Regions from separate parts of the Homo sapiens genome. Here region 1 is linked to region 2. A link is a loop called in an ENCODE intact Hi-C map of the cell type or tissue named here. Cell type or tissue: PC-3. All regions are shown on one strand. Links, peaks and the distances in the headings refer to the core of each region. The heading gives the core; the rest is flanking DNA. Region 1 overlaps LINC03033 (long intergenic non-protein coding RNA 3033). Region 2 overlaps LINC03033 (long intergenic non-protein coding RNA 3033).

What was found. Hi-C counts contacts between places; a loop is a spot of excess contacts. Peaks named below come from ENCODE experiments on the same cell type or tissue, not always from the same donor. Only the 100,000 strongest peaks of a DNase experiment are listed, where the experiment ranks them.
Region 1: a loop joins it to region 2, with 4 times the contacts of the local background. A loop is called at or near these places in 5 of 110 quality-filtered maps.

What each region holds. Positions count from the first base shown.
Region 1 is chr14:61,581,924-61,590,261 of GRCh38, forward strand. The region is part of intron 1 of LINC03033 (long intergenic non-protein coding RNA 3033); the gene reads left to right. Among named protein-coding and RNA genes, the nearest start is that of LINC01303, 15 kb to the left of the region's middle. In PC-3, for the core only: no CTCF peak of the experiment used is centred there; DNase peaks (open chromatin) are centred at 2,508, 3,878, 4,348 and 4,758; H3K4me3 peaks cover 757 bases; H3K27ac peaks cover 3,324 bases.
Region 2 is chr14:61,632,475-61,640,812 of GRCh38, forward strand. The region is part of intron 1 of LINC03033 (long intergenic non-protein coding RNA 3033); the gene reads left to right. Among named protein-coding and RNA genes, the nearest start is that of HIF1A, 59 kb to the right of the region's middle. In PC-3, for the core only: no CTCF peak of the experiment used is centred there; a DNase peak (open chromatin) is centred at 6,717; H3K4me3 peaks cover 547 bases; H3K27ac peaks cover 2,627 bases.

The DNA of each region.
Region 1 (8,338 bases), core at 292-8,291, 51 kb before region 2:
AAGGAAGAGAATGATTTTTGGACATTTTTGCAAACAATGTATGATATGGACTTAAATTGTTATGGGATAAATTTAAATTAGATTGAAGGAGAAAAGATGTCAACTCTAGAGCACGTTTGTAATTTTTGAGCATTGCATGTACCGGGGGTAGTTTTTAAGACCAGGCCCAGCTGGAGCAGAGATGCTGCATCCGATTCAGGACCAGTTCAGTGCAGTCTGCCATTATCAAGGTAAGTGCTAGGAGCCATGGGAGATCACAGAGGAATTCCTTTCTGCCTTTCAAGGAGATAGTACTTGAACAGGGAGTTCAGGGCAAGCCTCCAGCTCTACAATGAGGCAAAATATTAAGTGCTATGAGATGACTGGTTAAGGGAAAATCTTTGGAAGGAAGTAGACTTCAAGTGTAAGCTGAGAGGAAGAAACCATGGAAGATTACAGACTCCAAAGAGTCAAAGATGACAGACAATGGTTGCACTTTGGCCAGCATCCTTCCTTACTTGTTGGACAGGCCAAAAGGCTGAGCAATACATCAATCCTCAGGAGACAAAAAGGAAAAGAACCAAGTTCTCCCAACTGATTTTTTCTTCCTTAGTTAAACCAGAAGGAATTTATGGCTTTTAACTGAAAGAACACTTGTATCAACAAGAATTCTGCACACTTCAGCAAAGATAGGTCCTAGCTTGTGGTAGTTCTGGCAGATTTTTAGAGTGTTACCAGTATACCCCCTTCATACCATGGCGGTCCAGCTGTTGATATTCTAGGTGCCCAGGCCAAAGGAGGCCAGAAAGAGAGCCCAAAGGCTGGTGCTTGGAGGGTATGTTGACCTGTGGGTCTTTGGTCCTGACTCTGGCAATACCAAAAGTTTCTTTTTGTTTTGTAGAACATGTAAAACTGAAGGCTGCTGCTCAAAATGTCCTATGGCTACATTTCCATTTGTCTAACCCACCCAGTGATTTTTTAATACTATCAAAACTTGCCTAGGAGTTCCACTTCCAAAAGTTATTGGCTGCATTTTGACTAATTCTTAGATTGAAGACAGGGACTAGGGCCTGAAAACCACAGCCCCCAAGGGAGCCAGGTCTGTTCAAGGCATTGCTTCCAAGTCAGAGACTCTTCACCAAGCCTTTTTTCTCCTTGGAGACCAATGGAGCAGCGTTAATCTGGCACAGATGAGCACTCCCATAATGCTCAACATCTCTTTCCAAGAGTGGAGAGAGATGATGCAGAGATTAGTCAATCATCCCAATATAAAAATTAGTGGACATATTGGCAAATAGGAAACGTGTTTTTTTTTTTTTTTTTTTTGAGACAGTCTCACTCCGTCACCTAGGGTGGAGTGCAGTGGCATGATCATGGCTCACTGCAGCCTCAACCTCCTGGGCTCAGGTGATCCTCCCACCTCAGTTTCCCAAGTAGCTGGGACTGCAGGTGCGTGCCACCACACCCAGTTAATTTTTTGCATTTTTAGTAGAGACAGGTCTCACTATGTTCCTCAGGCTGGTCTCGAACTCCTAGGTTCAAGTGGTCCTCCCACCTCCGCCTTCCAAAGTTCTGGGATTAGAGGCATAAGTCACCACACCCAGCCAGGAAATATTTAATAATTGTGTTGTTCATGCATCTATCCCAGAAATGAATTCAATCAAACACTGCATTATGAGCATGAATTTGTGTTACATGATTCTATTCTAGACTCGGGAAACAGCAAAGGGATGGCAACAAAAATATTTGAGTGCTACTCTTTGCTCGAAACTCTGCTTTACTTTTGCTCATTCACCATGTCTCATGAATTCCCCTGTCCTTTGATTTCTGGTTCTTTAATATTTCTGGGATTCAATCTTTCTCCCCATCCCCACTGCCTTGATTCACAACCTCCATCATCTGTCAGTAGATTTATTATAAAGCTCTCTGTTATGGGCTGAATTATATCCCCTCAACAACCTCTCCACACCTCAGAATGTGACTGTTTTGGGAGACAGGGCCTTTAAATGGGTAACTAAGGCAAAATTAGGTCATATGGCTGGGCCCTAATCCGATATGACTGATGTCCTTTTTTTTTTTTTTTTTTTTTTTTTTTTGAGACAGAGTCTCACTCTGTTGCCAGGCTGGAGTGCAGTGGTGCGATCTCGGCTCACTGCAACCTTCACCTCCTGGGTTCAAGCGATTCTCTTGCCTCAGCCTCCCGAGTAGCTGAGACTACAGGCATGCACTACCACACCCAGCTAATTTTTGTATTTTTAGTAGAGACAGGGTTTCACCATGTTGGCCAGGATGGTCTCAATCTCTTGACCTCGTGATCCACCCGCCTCAGCGTCCCAAAGTGCCGGGATTACAGGCGTGAGCCATCATGATGTCCTTATAAGAAGAAAGTAGGACACAGATGCACAGAGAGGGAAGACCATGTGAAGACAGGGAGAAACCGGCCATCTGCAAACCTAGGAAGGAGTCCTCAAAATGAAACCAATCCTTGTGACAAACGTTGATCTCACAAGTCCAGATTCCAGGATTGTGAGACAATCCACTTCTGTTGTTCAAGCTCCAGTCTGTGGCACTTAGTCATGGCAGCCCTCTTAAAATAACACAGCCTTCTGCCTGGGCTCTGTGCTTGTTCCTTTCAAGTTGGTACTTCTGAAAGTGGAATTATCTACCTCAGTCATTAGTCTGATCTTGTTACTTGACTGTTTAAAACCCTTCAATAGCACCCCCTCCTCTCCCAGTAGTGTTTTCTGCAGTAAGTTTACTGGAACATTAGTTATGTAAGATGTCCCCCGTTATGTAAGTTTGGGAACTCCACAAGTCTCCAACTTGAGGGGTCACTGAACATTTGCATATCAAAGACTCTGAGAAGTTTTACAGTCAAAAAACCCAGTTAACTTTGTTTCACCCAATGTTTGCCAAACTCAAATTTTTTTTCTTGGTATAATACACATTATATCTACTGCAGCGTGTGTTCTGTAGTACAAACTAGGAAATGCTGCCCCATGCAGTTAAATCCACACATTTGACTTGTCATGTGAAACGAGGGTCGCCAGATTTAGCAAACGAGAATACAGGATCCCCAGTTAAATTTGAATTTCAGAAAAGTCTAAAAAATTATTTGTTGTTTATCTGAAATTCGGTTCAACTGGGTGTCCTGTTTTTTATCTGGCAACCCTGTACAGGACCCTTTGTGACTGCTAGTGAACAGACTGAACCAAAATGAATTTGATAAGAATTGTTTCCCCCAGTTAACACAATAGAAAAAGATAAAGTCAAGATTGATTCTTGGCTTTCAATTGGATTCTTTCAATTTACCACCAACCCTTGTTCACTTAAAGCAGTGGCTCCCCATCCTGGCTACCCGTTAGAATTATCTGAGGAGCATTTAAAAATATCCATACCCCATCCCTAACCAATTAGAATTTGGGAGTTACTAAATGGGGAGTTAGAAAGGCAGGGCAGGGAGAGTGAGGCCAGGCAAGTGTATAGCATGCAAATTTAAGGAGGTGGCCACTCTCAGGAGCCAACCCTGCACTTGCACAGCCCTGAGAGTGAGAACCTCCTTAAATCTTATGCCCTATACACCTGTTGGCCTCACCCTAGTCAGGCCCTATTTAAAGACCTAGGTAAGCCAGCACACCTATAGTCCCTACTATGAGGAGGATGGGATTGCTTGAGTCCAGGAATCTGAATCCAGCCTAGACAAAATAAGGAGACCTATCTTTAAAAGAAAAAAAAATAAGTTAAAGAAAAAGATGTAGGTAGGTACAGGGTTGTGCAGAAGAGCTTCCAGGGGATTTCTGAGCAGTCCTGGGTCCCAGCTCTGTGTTTCATTGCTTTAGAAGGAACATCGACCTTTCCGAGCAATGAACATCAGCTCCAGCTCATAGGCATGAGTCAGGGCAGGCTTCACCAGGCCAGGTTTTCCTGAAATGTAAACTCACAGCAGGCTCTGGTTTCCTCTAGAAGACCACTCCTAAAAGGCTTTAAATGCTTAGGTTCCTTGTTCTTTTTCAGTTCAGGCTGGTGATTGAGTAGCTTCTAGTCATTGGCATCCTAAAGATTCTGTTTCACATTCAAGCATGGTTTTAAATTACTACAAGATGTAATGAAAGTATAGGTTTCACTCTTCTCTCCAAGGTTTTAAAGACTCTCACCCCTGTTCTCCTTCCTCCCTCTCTGCCTTCTGCCCTTTTCTTGCTGGTGATTTTCTGCCCCATCACTGGCAGCCTGGTCAGGAAGGCACCTCATTAATCCACCCACTGGTACAGTGTGCCCAGAACAGCCAAGGCCAACCTTGCTTGGAAGGCCAACTCTCTGAACAGTCCCTTCCTTTACTGGCCTCTAAGTTCCGTGATGTCATCAGCATTCTGCCCCTGGCTGGCGGCCAGATCCTTAACTACTGATTCCCAGATCTCTCCACGTTTTAAAATTCTAGGAAAAGAAACTGTACTTTTCCAGTGCTAAAAAAGGATGGGAATGGTTGGTGGAAGCTCCCAGCACAGCTAAAATTAACTTCTTTCTTTTGTGATAATTGAATGATTTTCAATGATGTTCTTCCTATAATAGGATTCAAAAAGTTTTCCTCAGGGGAAAATTTGGAAGAGAAAAATACAAGGGAAAGGGTTCTCTCAGACAGGGTTTGTAGCAATTTCCTTGCAATATGAAGCTCATGAAATTACATGGGTGTATCTCACTTAGCTTAATAGACATGTCCCTGTAAAGTTTCATATAAATGGAATGTTTAAAAAATTAAATCACTGTAAGTGCACAAGGAAAGATGGCTAAATAAAGGAAGCCCGGGGTGACTCACTTTATAAAGTGAATTATCTTTATGTAATGTACATCATCCTCCCCCACACACACATTGATTTATATATATATATATAATTTTGAATTTTTCAGAGGCTGGATTCTCATAAGGTAAGGGTGCCTCTTACGATGACAACTGGACTGAGGTCACAGCTGTTCTCATACTCTGAAGCTGAACTTTTTATAACGTTCTCTGGGGAGTGTGTAGATGCCAGGGTTCTGCGGGGACTTTTAAGCTCTTACACTGACCCAGACTCCTCCTGGCCTATCCCTGGAGTGATGTGGGCTCTGGAGCACCCAGGGAAATTGTCAATGACTGGACAGTGGAAGAAGTCATGGTAGACAAGCTGAGGCTAACAGTTGCCAAGTGCAACATGAAAAGCAGTGTTGTGTAGCAGTTAGAAGCATGACCTCTGTGGCCAGAAGACTACGGCCCTGCGTCTGTCCTCTAGCTGGGTGATTCTCTGAGCCTCGGTATCCTCCTCTGTAGAATGGGGATGATTACAGTGGTACCTACCTCAGGTACTACTACCTCAGGTCCTATTGCCAGGACTAAATGAAGAAGAAGACCTGGCACATAGGAAGAGCTCAAAAGATTGCTAACTACTTTTAACTTGTCTGGACATGCTCTATTAGAGTAGGAAGGAAACTATAACAAGAAAAGAAAACCAAAGATGCTACTGTCTACTGAGTGCTGCTCCATGCCAGATACATGCTGAACTCATTCATTCAATCCTCACATCACACGAACGGTCACTAATAGTATCCCCACTTCCTAGAGAAGAAAACTGCAGTTCAGAGAGGGTAAGCAATTATTCTAATGCCACACAGCAGATAAGGCACAAAGCAGATGACTTGAGGCCAGTCCTATGTGCTCTTTTCACTCTGTCTCAAGCCTGAGAAGACCAGAGCCTAAAGGTGACTTTTCAAAGATGAAGCCCTCAGACCTGGAGGGTATTTAGATTTGGAAGTAAAATGGTTCAGGAGGTGACATAAAGAAAGAAGGAGAGAGAAATTTATTCAACAAAGACTGATGGAGAGTCTAGAGTGTGCAGGTACTCCAGGTAGCAAAGGAAAATGGGGGTGACAGTCATATAAAATTACAAAGAACCCCAGCCAGTTGTTAGGATTTAGATATGAAAACTGTGCTGTTGAATTCTTAAGCAAAAAAATGACTAACTTTGAGGAAGACTTCAAAAGAGAGGTGACATTTGAAAGCTTTACAAGTATTATCTTATTTAATTCCTTAGTATTTGGTGAGATGTCCACCCCCACTGGACTTTGAGGCCAAGAGTGGGGTCTTCTTTCCCTTTGTTACCTGGAGTACCTGCAGACCCTAGACTCTCAATCAGTCTTTGTTGAATAAATTTCTCTCTCCTCCTTTCTTTATGTCACTTCTTGAACCATTTTACTTCCAAATCTAAATACCCTCCAGGTCTGAGGCCTTCATCTTTGAAAACTCACCTTTTCATCTATCACCCTGGGGCAGGAACTGCTGGTTGCCCACCTAGTATTTAAAAGGCACTTTTTAACTTTACATGGCCAGGCAGTGTGGCTGGCTAAAAGTCTCTATTTTCCAGTCTCCCTGGCAGGCAGCTATGGCCCATAAGATGGAAACAGATCATTGGGTCAGACTTCCAAAAAAGCTTCTTAAAAGGGGTATAGGCTATTTACTTGGAGTTTCTAAGCTCTTTCCTCTTCTTCCTGGTTCTTGCCTGAAATGAAGACAAGACGGCTAAGGCTCTAGCACCAACTTGTGACCTTGAGAAAGGCAAGGGGAGTCTGGTCCCTGGTGACCGTGACTTGCTGTAGCAACCTTGGACTGCCGAGCTCCAGACTTGCTTGTTTAAATGAAAGAAAAATAAACTATCTTACTTAAGCCTGTGTTATTTTTGGCAATTGTTATTAGCATCTGACCCAATCCCTAACTGGCATAAGCTCCTGAGGCCATTAGGCAGAGGTGCTGGGTTCCCACTACCCTACACTGTTGGGGCAAGCCTGTGGCTCCAGGGCACCCGAAGAGCCTAGAGTGTTTCCTTTAAATTGCAATTCCTTTTTTGTCAACTGTTTAGGCCCTGGCATCAAGCACACAGCCTGGTACTCAGTAGCACTCAATAATGTATGTTGAAAGAATACAATGAATAACTGCCGCTCGACCATTTCCCCAAGGAGCTGTTTTTCTGAGGGGTTTAGAATCATGCCTTCTCGGATTTCCACAGGACAGCATCAGTACGAAGCTTGTGGGACATCCAAAGTGCTTTGAGATATTTAAAAAGTAAAGAATAAATCGGAAATGATAAACATTTAAACAATGAAGATATACATAAAGCCTCATTTAAGTAGTATGTTTTAAAAGGTGAAGCAAAATTGTGTATTTTTTGTAGATTTTAAAAATATAATTAAATGGGATGAAAGTAAGAGCTGCTATCCCAAATCCCTGTTTTTAAAAAATTATTTTTGAGTGATTGCAAAATAACAAATATAACTTTGTAAAAGAATCGAAATTATTTAGAAAGGTTAAATATTGAAAGCCCTTTCATAACTACTGCTATGGAACAGTTTGGTAAATATCCTTTTAACTCTTCCTGTACATAAAAATCATGCAAATAGATGCGTATAAACATAAGCTCATGATGTGTATATTATTTTGCAACCTTTGCTTTTTTCACTTAACATCCTATCTTGGGCATTTCCCCACGTCTGTGCATTTAGATTAACCTGGTTCTCTGTAAGGTAATAGAGCATCCTTTATCCCAATACCCTCCTTTAATATAAATCTGTTTGGATGTAATTTTGACCTTGCTCTCTAAAGAGTCATCATGTTTACCTGAGGAGGTTGATGAGAAAGACATCAGAGATTAACTGTCACCCCTAACTAAAGTGAGCTGGGCCCTGCAGTAGTCAGACAGGCTGGCAGATGTCTAGATTGAGAAATAAAAATATCCCAGGATCAAGATTTTGTGGATAGAAAGCCATGAAGCTCAGAGTTAGGAACAAACAACTTGGGCCCATCAAGATAATGGACATGCTTCTAGAATCCCTGACAATTCCTGCCAGCGGCAGGCATTGATCACCTGAGAAGCAGGTATCATTCCCCAGTCCTGTAGGAGACAGTCTCTTCTTGACTGGCCTTCTCATAGGGCACTGAGCCTCTGGAGTGCTGAGCACTGGCTTTTCAGCTTCTGGGTACTGGGGAGGAAGTGGTCAAAAACCCAGGGGGAAAAGAAAAAAACCTCTGCCCTGGGGAAGTTGAGGCTCTACGTGTGGAGATGAATTATGTGAACCCCACTCCCACCACGGCCAAACCCCGTAAATCACCCCAGTCAGCTACCATCACTGGAGCTCCCTTTGTAAATGTTGACAGCAGCTGCTATCAACTTGGGCAGCCAACTGGGCTCAGCCAAGAAGCCTTTGGGGAAGATGTGGGTTAATCATCAAGCAAGGCTTTAAAAGCGGACGGAGGCCAGAGGCCAGACCCCCGCTGGTGCAGATGCACAGACCTGTGACAGAGGTGCAGGCTGTGGGGCGGCGTGGAGGCGGGAGGTGGTGG
Region 2 (8,338 bases), core at 321-8,320:
AATATAGACATGAAGGCTGGAGTGCAGGTAGCTATTGTGGACCCATAAATTGATAATACTAAGGATGACAGAGCAGCAAGATGTTGTGGAGCCACCACATGGACCAGAGACAGCCTGTCTCAGATCTTCTTTTAGATAAGAGACAAATGCTTTTCCACCTGTTTCAGCCAGGGGAGTTTTGTTTTTATATTTGCACTGTGTGTATGTGTGCGTGTGTATGTGTGTGTGTTTTCTTTTCTTATTCTTGTCTACATAGCCAAATATAATCCTAACGGATGCAGAATTTGACATTTTTGGCTGCCTGCCTATCCATTTATATTATAAACCATAAAGTAGCATATATATTTTAGTTGTAATTATTACATTTAATATTGATGAAGTGAGTATCCTTATGAACCATAGTTCCTACCTAAGCATAACTTTGGTTGGAAGTTAGGAGGAAATATGAGCATACTTATTTCAAGAATCAAAATTGGTTGATATTGCTACACATATTGCAGAACAGCTGCTGTCACATAAATCTAATTCCATCTTTTCAGCCAAGGCTCATCTCTCCCCAGGCAATATGCTACTTGCTTCATGTAAATATATTCATTTTCCCCACAAGACGTGGTAAGGAAAGAATGTATTCATTTACCAAGGTGAACTCTAAAGTGTGGAACAAAACCTACATCCATAATTATTTTTGAGACCAATGGCCAGGCAGATCATACTGTTAAAGACCTGAAAATAAGCACATTAACAAAGCAGCCAATATTTATTCCTGACCATTGGCCAATTTGGCAAAGTATTAAAAATTAATTTTATGATCACCTCTAATTCTTGTGTCAAAAAAGTGTATGTATACTTCTCACAAACTTGCTATTTATAATCATCCCTATTTACAAAATCAATGAAATTATATTTCAGCCTTATAAATAATGCCTGTGTTGTCAAAAACAAAACAAAAACAGACGACTCTGGATAATGAGAATGTTTAAAAAGCAGCCACACAGAATTTATGCATATAAATGCCTACTTTAATCTATTTCATGTTTATACCTTTTTTATTTTAATATGGTTATATGCCATTTACAAATAAATGATTAATTCTTTATAATAAGAAAAATAAGCCAGGCACAGCAGCTCATGCCTGTAATCCCAGAACTTTGGGAGGCCGAGACAGGCGGATCACTTGAGGTCAGGAGTTTAAGACCAGCCTCACCAACGTGGTGAAACCTCGTCTCTACTAAAAATACAAAAATTGGCCAGGTACAGTGGCATGTGCCTGTAGTCCCAGCTACTAGGGAGGCTGAGGTAGGAGAATCACTTAAACCCAGGAGGTGGAGGTTGCAGTGAGCCGAGGCTGTGCCACCACACTCCAGTCTGGGCCACAGAATGAGACTCCATCTCAAAAAAAAAAAAAAAAGAAAGAAAAGAAAAATTAAAATCACCAAGTACTTGAACTAAATTAATTGGTACAGTGAGGCAATGAATCTAATTTGAGTTTTTTTAGTGGCTTTGACAAAAATAGAAACATATCGGGCTATATATTAAGTTATATTAGACTTCTTGCCTGATTAGAGCAAACAAATACAATTTTTCTAATTTTTAGTTTTTCTAAACTATAATTTTTCTAAATTTTTCTAAAATGAAAAATTTTCAATCTGGTTTCAAGGATGAATTTCTACAGGATCCTTAGAAAATGGAAAACAATGTCTTCAGCTGCAATTTTGTAAAATTATGAAGGTATTCTAGGTAACTTTTCCTATGTTGATCCTATATAAAGCCTGAAAGTATAAAATTATAACTCAGTATTTTATTGGTGACATTATGTGAAATTGCATAAGAAATTTATTTGTTCATGATCCAATTCTTTGGTTTCAGCAAAACAGATATATGTATGCTCAAAAGTTTAACAAATTGCCACTAAAATTCCACAGTTATGTCTCTTCTTTCTTTCCCATTCAAGAAAGCACATCTGAATGCAAATCAAGGGGACATTAGTATGTGTATAATCTTAATACTGCTTTAATTTAGAAAATAAGGTAAATCATTGACAGAATTCAACCATCTAACTAGTATTAATATCAAATTATTTGCAATATGGGCTCTCTGCCAAAATGATCCTTCTCCTTTCCTCTATATCTATGATCCCTCTCAACTCAAATATTGAATTATTTGAAGGGTCTATATTTAATTTTTAAGTAATGAACATGTACTAAATGGGATAATTTACTATTAATAAGTTTCAAAATATATTAATTTAATTTCTTAGTACAACCTTTATGTTTTCTCATAAAAGGAAATAGAAAAGTGTTATCTCCAAGAAACTCCATACCTTGATTATGTTATTTTCTTAAACTGTACCTGATCCTCTATTTACAGCAGAGTTAATAGCAGATGACAGATTTATAGAATCCTCTACTTGAATTTTCTGGGGGTTAAGTCCCAAACAGTGGCCCAACAATAGTCCCATTCCCCCAAACTCAGAAGGATTTGAGAGAATGACTCAGACATACTACAATTTACTTAGCAAAAATCACAGACCAAAAATGCTAAATCCGTGCCTCCACCATGATTTCCACCTTCCTGATATTTTCCGAGTGGTGTCAAATATGAAACAGCCTGACTTCACGTCAGACTTGGGAGGATTAAGAGGGAGTAAAGCCTTTTTCTTAAGTAGAAAAGCAAATGACAGAAATATGACTCCTTTTATTACATAGAGGATATAACATTGTACGTAAATGTGATTTTGTATTTAAACATTAAATTTCATCTGTATATAGCATGCATTATTAAATAAGGTCATTAAAAATGCAGACCTGGAATGCCTTCCAGCTTATATAATTCTGAGAGTTTCTCAAAGGGCATATAGGTATATGTTGACACTGTGACTGAGAAGCTGCTCCAACTCAACACAAGGAGAAAACTTAGGGAACCCAGAAGAATAACCAGGTATCATCCCTTGGTTTGTGGCTTTCACATATCAGATGTCTAAAGGAAAGCCTTGGAAAATATCAAAGGGCATTTTCTGACACTGAAAAGTAGAAAGACACCATTTTTGACTGAAAGGAAATCTAGCCAGGCACTTGAGAAAGTGGGAATGAGGGAAGAAGAATTATCCTTCAGAGTTGGCCAGAGAACAAGTCATTCCCCTTCAATGCTGGCATAAATTAGAGGGTGCCTACCAGTTAGGGTAAAGTTTTCCAAAAGACAACTTTTGAGTCTATCCATACACGTAGATCAGAACCTGGTTGACAATGTAGAGTTCTGTGCCAACATGGAAAACGTGGTTTCAACATGAAAAAATATTAAGAACAGGTGTTAACAATCGACTGTCTTGATTATGAAAGAACTTCACTAAGTCTTCCAGAAAATATCTAATTTTCCACAATACTATTCTTTTTTAGATTAGGAAGGATGGATTAGAAGAAAAATCTAGGCCAGGCATGGTGGCTCATGCCTGTAATTCCAGCAATTTGGGAGGCCGAGGCAGGAGGATCACGGGAACCCAGAAGTTCATGACCGGCCTGGGCAACATGGTGAAACCCCATCTCTACAAAAAATGAAAAAGTTAGCTGGGCATGGTGCCATGTGCCTGTAGTCCTAGCTACTCAGGAGGCTGAGGTAGGAGGATGGCTTAAGCCCAGGAGGAGGAGGATGCAGTGAGCTGAGATCATACCACTGCACTCCAGCTTGGATGACAGTGGAAGAAGAAGAAGAGGAAGAGGAAGAAGAAGAAGAAGAAAGAAGAAAGAAGAAGAAGGAAAAGGAGAAGAAGAGGAAGAAGAAGAAGAAGGAAAAGGAGAAGAAGAGGAAGAAGAAGAAGAAGAAGAAACCCAAAATGAACATCATAAATTAACCTAACCCCTAATATCAAGTTCAGGGCCAGATGCAAGAAAATTAAGGGTCATTGATAGAAGGAAATAACTAGTGAATGAGTAAATTATCTACTTGATGGAGTTGTTTCATGTTTCAATTTATTAAGGAAGAGTAACTATCAATTGAGAGATTTTAGTTTTGCTATGCTTTAGTCATAATGCTCTTCCTGGAAATTATTAGTCAGTAGGTTCATTTGCTTCTGTTAAAAAAAAATAAGCCAAATCCTCAATAAAAACTTGCCTTCCTTTTTGCTCTACTGGAAGGCATGGATCCTATTTTTTGCATAACGGGGACAAGTTATTTAAATATATGTTGGAAAGAAGAGATAGAGAACTTAAACACAACCCTATTTCCTACAATTTAGGGCTGGAGTTTTAATTAACACAAAACTTTGACAGTGGTGCCATAACAAACATAGAAGAAGCATTAATGGCCAGTGATCTGGAAACAGATTATATAGTTTGGTCCCTTGCTTATGGAGTAAGATAGATGAGGACATTGATATGCACTCTAAGAGGACTTTCATTTCTCTTAGCTATTTTTTTATGAAATAAAAGAGAACAGAGCAAGTATGGAATTCACACCACAACTTCTTTGTTCCTCATACAAGGTACTAGACCGAAAAACTTGACCCTATAATTTGAGAAGTCAGAGCTGTCCAATAGACTAGTGGTCTATAATTTGAGAGATAAATGGTTCCCCTTTCCCGTCAAAGGGAACAGTAAACCTCCAATTATATGAAGAACCTCAGCCTAAGGCTCCATGTTTTAGAGGAGTCCATCTTCTATATATTTCAGTAGCCAGCGGCTCAGAACCTTGGCATATATCACTGACAAGGACCTAGTCACATGGACACCTATTTCCCCTGCCTCCCTGAGTTCTTAGATTAGCCTAGAGGTTCCTCTCTACCACTTCTTGCTAATGGCCTGTTATTTAGGGAGACACTTCCACACTATGCCTGATGTTCTAGCCTCATTATTAACAACACTCCTTTTCACTCTGACAGTGGTCTCAGTTTGAACAATAAGTTATATGCTACCCTCACCTCTGATCAACCCACTATGGAAGTCGCTCTCCCAAGGGTTTTCTATGAACACTGAACAATTCCTCTATCCTGGTCATCCTAGATTTGAAAATACTTTCAGTATTATAGGCAGTCAGTTAAAGAAGAGCAGTTGTTATCGCACACATCAACTCTCTGTGTGACCAGGAGTAGGCCACTTAAATTTCCTGGGTCTCTGTTTCCTCATATAAAACAAATATTTTAAAGTAAGTGATCTTTTTAACAACAAATATCATTTTGGCTGACATAAATCCAGGTTTAGCCTTCTACTCTTTTCACCAGTTGACTCTTATGGACCAGACTTCTCTGAGACAAGAAAATCCTGGTCAGTAGGTTCTATTTAGAGCTTGGGCAAACCAGAAGGAAGGGTCAGATGTCCTCTCATAGACTACTCAAAGCATCTCTTGAAGTCTAATAAACTCAACCATCGTGAGTGGCTGAGCTCACCCCTGGAGCTGCTGTGGATTCTTTATCCCTATTTGTAGGTTTAAACAAGTCTGTTCCAGAGATACTCAGACCAGCTTGAGGGAAACAGAGCCACTAAACTGCTGTGTACAAAAAACTTGGGCCTCTCATCCCAGGTTGTCCCTAAGTATCATGTTTGAGAACAACAGTGTTCTCTTCAACTCTCTGGAAGACTTACTTCTCACTTCTGAGAAATATGGGCACATAAATAGACATACATCATGATTTTTTATTCTATAGAAGTAGGTAGGTACATCTCTTAAGCAATGCACCACATTTACAAACACTCATTTGTACTCTGCCTCTTCCAAAAAGAATTCGAGTTGGTTTTTATCTCCTCATTGATAACTACAATCTTGTTAGTTTGCTTATTAATTTGCTTTATGCTCCAATAACAGCTACTTAATTAGTAAGTGCAACTACCAGGTCAGAGGTGAAGAAGGAAGTCTGTATCTTGGCAAGCCAAAATCACACAGGAGCTGAAGTTATAAGGTATAGATATGAAGGAAGAATCAAGAGAAACAGGGGAACATGCTCTGTAGAGGAAATGGAACAGTTGATACAGACAAGAAACTGCAAGGCCTGAAATAAAATAGTCTTTCTAGTTCTCAGTGAGGTTGATGTATTCCTATTGGACTTCATTTGTGTTTTTAATCCACTGTGTCCTTTCAGTCAACCCTCTTTTCAATGAAAGTCTGAGTTGGTTCCTTGAAACCAAATAATCTATCAAAATCTATAAGATCCCTGTTAGTTAAACTTTTAGTGTCTCTCCAGTCTAGAATCTAAAAGTAAAAGCTCCAACAGCAAATAGTTGGCACACTCAACTTTGGATAACATTTACAATGGTACTGTTTATAAAGATGTGGGTGAGATACAATAGAGCCACAGGGAACAGTGCAATAACCCAAGTTAGTAACTGCAGAGACGTTACCACACCTTTGCCTGAAAGGATAAAGCGAAGTAATACAGTTGACCCTTGAACAAGATGTTTGAACTGAGTTCCATTTATATACAAATATTTCGGAGATTTGTAACAATTTGAAAAACAGACAAACCACTGAGACTAGAAATAGGGAAAAAATAAAGAAAAAGTGAGGTATGTCATGAATATAAAAAATATATGTAGATACTATAGATACTAGCCTATTTCGTCATTTACTACCATAAAATATACACAAGTCTATTATAAAAAGTTAAAATTTATCAAAACGTACACATTTACAGACCACACATGGCTCCATTCCCAGTTGAGAAATGTAAACAAACATAAAAATGCAGCATTAATCGTAACCGCTAACTGCATCAAATTAACTGTAGTACATACTGTACTACTGTCATCATTTTATAGCCATCTCCTGTTGCCGTTGTGGTGAGCTCAACTGTTGCAGGTATCCACTTAAAACGCGTGTGTTGCTAATCGTCTCCAAGTAAGCAGTTTATCTCTCTACTAGATTTCTTATTGTTGTAAAAAGTGATCTTGCGGTTCTCCTGTGTCTTTCATCCTGTTTAGTGCAATACTGTAAACCTTGAATAACACCATGGGACCCATACGAAGTGCCACTAGTGATGCTGGAAGTTCTCCCAAGAGGCAGAGAAAAGTCATGATATTACAAGAAAAAGTTTACGCCGGGCGCGGTGGCTCACGCCTGTAATCCCAGCACTTTGGGAGGCCAAGGAGGGCGGATCACGAGATCAGGAGCTCGAGACCATCTTGGCTAACACGGTGAAACCCCGTCTCTACTAAAAATACAAAAAATTAGCCGGGCGTGGTGGCGGGCGCCTGTAGTCCCAGCTACTCGGGAGGCTGAGGCAGGAAAATGGCGTGAACCCAGGAGGTGGAGTTTGCAGTGAGCCGAGATCGCGCCACTGCACTCCAGCCTGGGCGACAGAGCGAGACTCCGTCTCAAAAAAACAACAAGAAAAAAAAAAAAGTTTAATTGCTCAATATGCACCATACATCAAGGTCTGCAGCTGCAGTTCCTCACCATTCCAGACAGATGTCCATCTTGAAAACAGGCAACATAATAAACTTACATATCAATGAATACAGTTCAGTACTATAAATGTTTTTTCCCTTATGATTTTCTTAACATTTTCTTTTCTCTGGCTTACTTGCAATATGTAATCCGTACAAAATATGTGTTAATCGACTGTTTATGTTATTGGTAAGGCTTCCGGTCAACAGTGGACTATTCATGGTTAAGTTCTGGGGGAGTCAAAAGTTATACATGGATTTTTGACCGCATGGGGCTCAGCGCTTCTAACCCCTGCATTGTTCAAGGCTCAACTGTGGTTACTGGGACTCAGAAGGAAAGGGTCCTGTGCAGAGATATATATACTACCTTGACAGGCGCAGTGACTGAAGTCAAGGACCACAGCTTCACGAGGCAGCATCACAGGGAGGAAGTCAGGGGAATATAACCTGACCTCAGTCCCCTGCCTTCAGTGTCCTCCTGGGGCTCCTCATTGGCTGAGTCCCTCCAGAAGCTAGTGTGCAAGGAAACCTCTCCATGTTGTCCTGCAGCTCAGCTTCCCAGGGCAGAGAGCAGGGTAGAGAAGTCTCCCACATTTGGATTTATCTGGATACATTTCTGACTGCAACTTCCCAAGAAAGTGGTTAAATTTCCTGTGCTCACAGCCTAGGGAGAGAAGGGACTGTCTTTCAGGAAGATGAGGCGCAGGCCCTGCCTCGCCAAAGGCAGATACACCAGACGGCCATAGCATCCAGCAGGAGCAAGGAGGGGCAACATCTCTCCCGCCTGCCTCCCACCTGTGTCAGCCTGGGAGGAGAAGCTTTCCCGAAAAAGGGCGCAATGGGCAGTAATGAGATGTGGCAGCCGAGTGTGAAATCCTGCCACTGGCCAGCGGCAACTGGAAACAAGGCCGAAAATAGCTCAGGCAGAATCCCAGCTTCAGGACAGGGATGGAAACACTTTTACCAAGAGG